Linked DNA regions of Homo sapiens: region 2 is linked to region 1. The links are chromatin loops, found by intact Hi-C in ENCODE. Cell type or tissue: ascending aorta. All regions are shown on one strand. Each heading gives the region's core, and the rest is flanking DNA. Links, peaks and the distances in the headings are about the cores only. Region 1 has its middle 13 kb from the start of MUSK. Region 2 overlaps LPAR1 (lysophosphatidic acid receptor 1).

Region 1 (2,926 bases), core at 168-2,667:
GTCTAATGAATAGAATACAGAAGAAGTATTGATGTGTTGCTACTGAGATTAAGTTATAAAAAGACTGCTGCTTCCATCTGGGATGTTAGAAGGTTGGGATTAGTTGAGATGGAAAGAGGAATTAAAATGATGCCCAGATTTTTGGACTAAATAACAATCAGTGTGGTGTGATCTAACAGGCAGAAAATTGGAAAAGAAAAAGCTTAAAGAGGAAAAGTTTCTTAATCATGATTTTGAATTTAGACGTTAAGTTTGGAATACCTCTGTGATATCTGAATCAAAATGTCTAGTAAGCAGGTCAGGTTTACATCTGGACCTCAGAAAAGAAGTTTGGGCTTGAATATAAATTTGGGAGTTTACAGCAGGTTGATGTTTAACCATGGGGTAGCATGTGGTCATGAAATAGGTGGAGCAAAAATAAGGGCCCAGGATTTTACCTTAGTAATACCAACCCATAGAGGCTGTATTGAGGAAGAAGAGCAAGTTAGTAAAACAAAAGAGAGTAAGAAACTATCGCCAGAGAAGTTGGAGGAATCCAGGTGTGTGCATTCTTGTGAGAAGAAGGGGAAGGAAGTTCCCAAAGAGAGAGAGATCAAATTGGTTAAATGCTGCTGAGAGGGTGAGGGGGTCTAGATATGGGAAGTATCCATCTGATTTGGCCAGATAGTGACCTTAACAGCAGTAATTCGTATTGCAGACTTAAGGGTTGATATGAGCACAAAAAAAAAGGGTTATAGACAACATTTCACATGACAAGTCCTTAGGAGAGCTCTGCATCTATTAATTTCAGTTTGATTTAATTTCACTTACAGAATCCCTATTTCAGAAAATGAAAGCATAATGTATTCAAACTACTAACGCTATATTTAAAGTAGCTTTGCAAATTTCTTCCCAAAATTTCTATTCCTCTTTCTTGCCAGGTTATTGAAAGATAAGAAAATGAATACAATCAACTCTCCCTACTCCTTAACTAGCAACAATTACTAGTGGCACATGCAGTATGAAAATGGTTCTGTGTGTGATTGAATACAATAACGGAATCTTCTAGCATCATCTATAAATAGTGCAGTACAGTTGTAGTGACGATACTGGCTAAATAAAGGCTCAGAAATGTGTAATGCTAATGTCATGGCTACCTGGAAAATAATTTTCCCCTTTTGCAAAATATATCACCTCAGGAAAGAGAATCCTTCAGGGTAGTCCCCCAGAAGCTCAGCAGCACCAAATTATGCTAGGAAAACTATGCTGCACGACTGAATCAGTATGACGTGTCAATTTATTCATAGCCTATTTTTAAAACAATCACTTAGAGCTGATGCAAGATTAATAAATATGGTCTATGCATAACTCTGATGCTCTCAGGAGATTTAATTTAATAAAAATATACACCCAGAGATAAAACTTATTTTTATAACGTCCTGGTCATCACCAGGATTAGGAAAGCAAACCAGCTATGTTTCTGGCCCTTTCTCAAAGCCTGGGTGTGTGGCTTACGGACCAGACTAGAGGTTCCTCTAAGTTAGCCCAGGGCAGTGGCTGGATTGAACTGTGTTGACTAGGGAAAGTCCTGGTAATTTTGAGCTGTGATTTACACAGGCTTTTATGTGTTATTACAATATGTACCCAGGAAGAAATTTTCTGTGGTTTTCTGTCTTCATCAGTGAAGTAACTTTTAGATGTTTCTTTGGCAATAGCCTAATGAAACAGTTGTTGGTTGTATCTTTCCAGATTAGGAAATACTTGGGGACTGCAATAAACTGATATGATTTTTAGGCACTATTTGTTCCCTCACATTTTCTTTTTAAAAAATATTTTTCTGATTACAGTTGTTTATTGTAAAATAATAAGAAGAAAAGAACCATAAAAGGTTAAGAACAACAAAAACAAAAACAACGATCATTTCTCAGTAGTGCCAAGACTTAGGAAACAAATATTATTACCATGTTTGTGCATTTATTTCTCATCTTCTTTCATATTACATATATACATAGAAAATGTGTTAAATGGGATTTTATGTACATTGCACATTTTTATACATTTTACTATAATTGGTTATTATACATTTTCTTCCAATATATAGGTATACTCTAATCTGTGTAATCACCTACTTTAGTTACTTCCAATTTCTAATCATTAGGAAGAAAATGTCAACATCTCATCCATTCTTTTCATATGCAATCCTCAAACTATGGCATTCAGGTGAAAATAGAAATGGAGTTACTGAATCAAAGTCTGTGAATATTTATGAGTTTCTTGATCTGTGTTTCCAAATTTCCTTTCAGATATTTTCAACAATGTACATTATATCATGACATTGTTATTTTTGAACTATGATAAATTGACAGGAAAAAAATTATCTTGTGTTATTTTGTGTTAGTGTCAGATTTAACCTTTTGTAGTATGCATATTCACCATTAATACTTCTTTTTCAAATTGTGTGATTTTGTTCTTAGTCATTTTTCACCTAGAATAGCTTTTTCTTATTTAATTTATAAAATCACTATATATTAAGAACTTTTAGTATTACATACACTGCCTACCTTTTCCTCATTTGTTCCATTTGCTTTTTATGATTGAAAGAAGGAAGATTTTAACTTTTATGAAGCCTAATTTACCAGAGATTTTCTGTATGCCCTCTCGCTAGCCTCTGCTTATATGTTCATAAAAGGTCTCTGGATCTCAAGAAAAGATAATCACCTATATCTTCTTCTAGACCATCTAAAAGTTTGTTATATCTACATTAATTGTTTCAATTGATTTTTTAGCATATGATGAAAGTTTGAAACATGACATCATTTTTTAAAAGTATCAATTGTTCCAATACCATGTATTGAGTAATATTTTATAATGTTCATCCCCATTGATGGGATATTCAAATCCCACCTTTTTAGTACATTCTATTTTTCAAGAAAATAAGGTGGGGCAA
Region 2 (2,926 bases), core at 137-2,636, 240 kb before region 1:
ATTGAAGCTTCCTAATGATTTCACAGTGTGAAGAAGAGAACTCATCCTAAATATCCTATATTCTGATTCTTGATGTGTAACAAAATGTAGCCAGTATTTCCATTCTTAACATTCCATTCTTAACATTAATTCTCCAGAGCAATCATTTGTGTAATGGAATAATTTGTGTTGTATTTTTAAAAAAGAATTAGCCGATGTTTGTCCAAGGAACCTAAGGGGATTATCAGGTTTTTGGTATTTATCAAAATCTGTTACTTTATATGATGGTTACAACTACAAGGAATTATCTCATTTTTTTTCTTTGCACGAATGCAGTGAAAACACTCATAGGATGTTTTGGAGTTAAGGTGACACACATTACGTGAAAGGCCTGATTTTATGAATACTGCATCTTACAGCAAAAATAAGAATTCACTGCTACAGAAAAGGAGCAAATTAAAAATTCTAGTTTAGTTAGCCAGAGATTTCTCAGGCTGTAAGTGATCTCCTTCATTTTGTAGATGAGGAATTTGAGGCCTAGAGAAGTTGGTGCTAGTCAAAAGATCAAACCGTTGCATGTTTTGTGGAAAGGACAATATTGGAGGCTTGCTTTTAAACATAGCTGTCTTCATCTCGTGAACGTGTGCTGTAAACCCGATGACCCTTGAGGGCCTTGCAACTTTTGAAACATTTTAAATCCGGTTCTCCCACTCTAAATATAGCGTTCTTATAGTTTCATACTGACTCTCTGTAGACTATTTCTGTCTGGAGAAAAGGATGGGTAGGTGGATGGAAGCTGTCACTACAATACTAGTACAAAAGTTAGATTTAAATTCATGTTTCTTTGCACACGGTAATCTACATAAAAAAGTTTTTACTTCATATGTAGATGAATAAAAGTGCCAAGTTATATTAATTCTCTGATAAAATAGTTTTGTAATTCCAAAGCTACTGGGAAAAGTCCAACAGACACATATTTTTTAAATTTCTAAAAGCAAAACTAGCACTGGAAAAAATAACTTGGTCCAGAAATATTGGTTTGTATTGCTTGGAATTGTAAGCATTGTGTTGTTTTAAGGTCCTTTTTACCCTTCAGGATAGAGCCATGGCTTTCACTGGATTCCCAGAGGCACCAATGTCACAGAAATGAGTCACTAGTTTTCTCAGCTCTTGAAATACGTATCTGAAGACCAGTGAAAATCTGACTTGTCAAGACTATGATTCTAATTACTAGGGTTTCTTGAGCTCACTGTTTTTGCTATTAAATATTTTCTTCCTTCCTCCAGAAATTCTGTGTTTGAGGATTTTATGTATCCCTTGTGAAATAATCCCCAGATAATGAAAATTCAACAATACAAAGTGATGCAGAGACAATGATCCTTGACAACAGTAGTATAGATATCTGCTCATTAAAAAAAAAAATCAAAGGCCTTATTTTAGTCTATATCTAGTTATTTTTTTCTACTTTTCAATGTTTCTCCCTATCTTTCTAGAATTAGTTCTCCAGTTGTCTTTTTCCTTTTACCTTATGTTGTTTTATCTTCAAAGACAGAGTGATGGAGCTTAGTAAGGATGCTATGATTTGAAGAACACAGATGCCTCTAACTTATGGAAGAGGAAGCCAAATGCTGTTCCACATTCAGATAAACAGATGAATGGATGCAAAAGTTTCTCCCTATAAGATGTGTTTGTAGTTCTGATGCATAAGAACTTTTCCAGCATGCTAAGGGGGTTGAAAGGTACTGTATTAGTTTGTTTTCACACTGCTGATAAAGACATACCCGAGACTGAGCAATTTACAAAAGAAAGAGGTTTATTGGACTTATGGTTCAACATGGCTGGGAGGCCACACAATCGTGGAGGAAGGCAAGGAGGAGCAAGTCACATCTTACATGGATGGCGGCAGGCAAAGAGAGAGCTTGTGCAGAGAAACTCCTGTTTTTAAATCAGATCTCATGAGACCCATTTGCTATCATGAGAACAGCACGGGCAAGACCCTCCCCCATGATTCAGTCATCTCCCATGGGGTCCCTTCCGCAACACATGGGAATTATGGGAGCTGCAAGATGAGATTTAGATGGGAACATAGAGCCAAACTATGTCAGGTAGGAAGGCAGGATTCAGGAAAATAAAATTCTCTGTCTGATTAAAGAGTTCACTAAATCACGCCTGTAATCTCAGCACTTTGGGAGGCCGAGGTGGGCAGATCATGAGGTCAGGAGATCGAGACCATCCTGGCTAACACGGTGAAACCCCATCTCTACTAAAAATACAAAAAATTAGCCAGGCGTGGTGGCAGGCGCCTGTAGTCCCAGCTACTCGGGAGGCTGAGGCAGGAGAATGGCATGAACCTGGGAGGCGGAGCTTGCAGTGAGCTGAGATCACGCCACTGCACTCCAGCCTGGGCAACAGAGCAAGACTCCATCTCAAAAAAAAAAAAAAAAAAGATTTCACTAAATAGTTGCATATTCAAATACAAGTCACTTAACTCACCCCCTCCCAAATTTTAAGTCATGCTTCAGTGTATTATGTGTTTATTACAAGTTCATACGGTGCTTAAATCCTAGTCTTCAATCTAGTAACCTCACTATGGGTAATCCTTAGTGTACTATTCTTGTGGATCCTTTCCTTTGTTTTTCTTGCCTACTTAAGTGTAGGGTTACTTTCTAGATCATACCATGGAGTAGTACAATGGGGAATGTCTTAAAAATCAAATACTTAAGTGCAAAACACAAAATAAGGTGTAATTCAGTAACAATCAGACTAAGCAAATAAAAAACATTCTGAGTTGCCTTTTAAATGTTTCAAGTGTGGGTTGCCCCTGATAAATTTAATTAGGCATCATAAAGAGATAACATATAAATGCATTTAAAAGATGTAATTGCACCTCAAAACTTTACATAGTTAAAAATCAAAAGGCCACAAATGACCTGAATAAATAGCAGGA

What was found. A loop is a pair of places that touch in the nucleus more often than their neighbours do. Peaks named below come from ENCODE experiments on the same cell type or tissue, not always from the same donor. Only the 100,000 strongest peaks of a DNase experiment are listed, where the experiment ranks them.
Region 2: a loop joins it to region 1, with 5 times the contacts of the local background. A loop is called at or near these places in 2 of 110 quality-filtered maps.

Annotation. Positions count from the first base shown.
Region 1 is chr9:110,654,586-110,657,511 of GRCh38, reverse strand. No RefSeq gene overlaps it. Among named protein-coding and RNA genes, the nearest start is that of MUSK, 13 kb to the left of the region's middle. In ascending aorta, for the core only: no CTCF peak of the experiment used is centred there; a DNase peak (open chromatin) is centred at 1,511; H3K4me3 peaks cover 453 bases; H3K27ac peaks cover 2,055 bases.
Region 2 is chr9:110,896,287-110,899,212 of GRCh38, reverse strand. The region is part of intron 5 of LPAR1 (lysophosphatidic acid receptor 1); the gene reads left to right. Among named protein-coding and RNA genes, the nearest start is that of LPAR1, 140 kb to the left of the region's middle. In ascending aorta, for the core only: no CTCF peak of the experiment used is centred there; a DNase peak (open chromatin) is centred at 1,111; H3K27ac peaks cover 2,500 bases.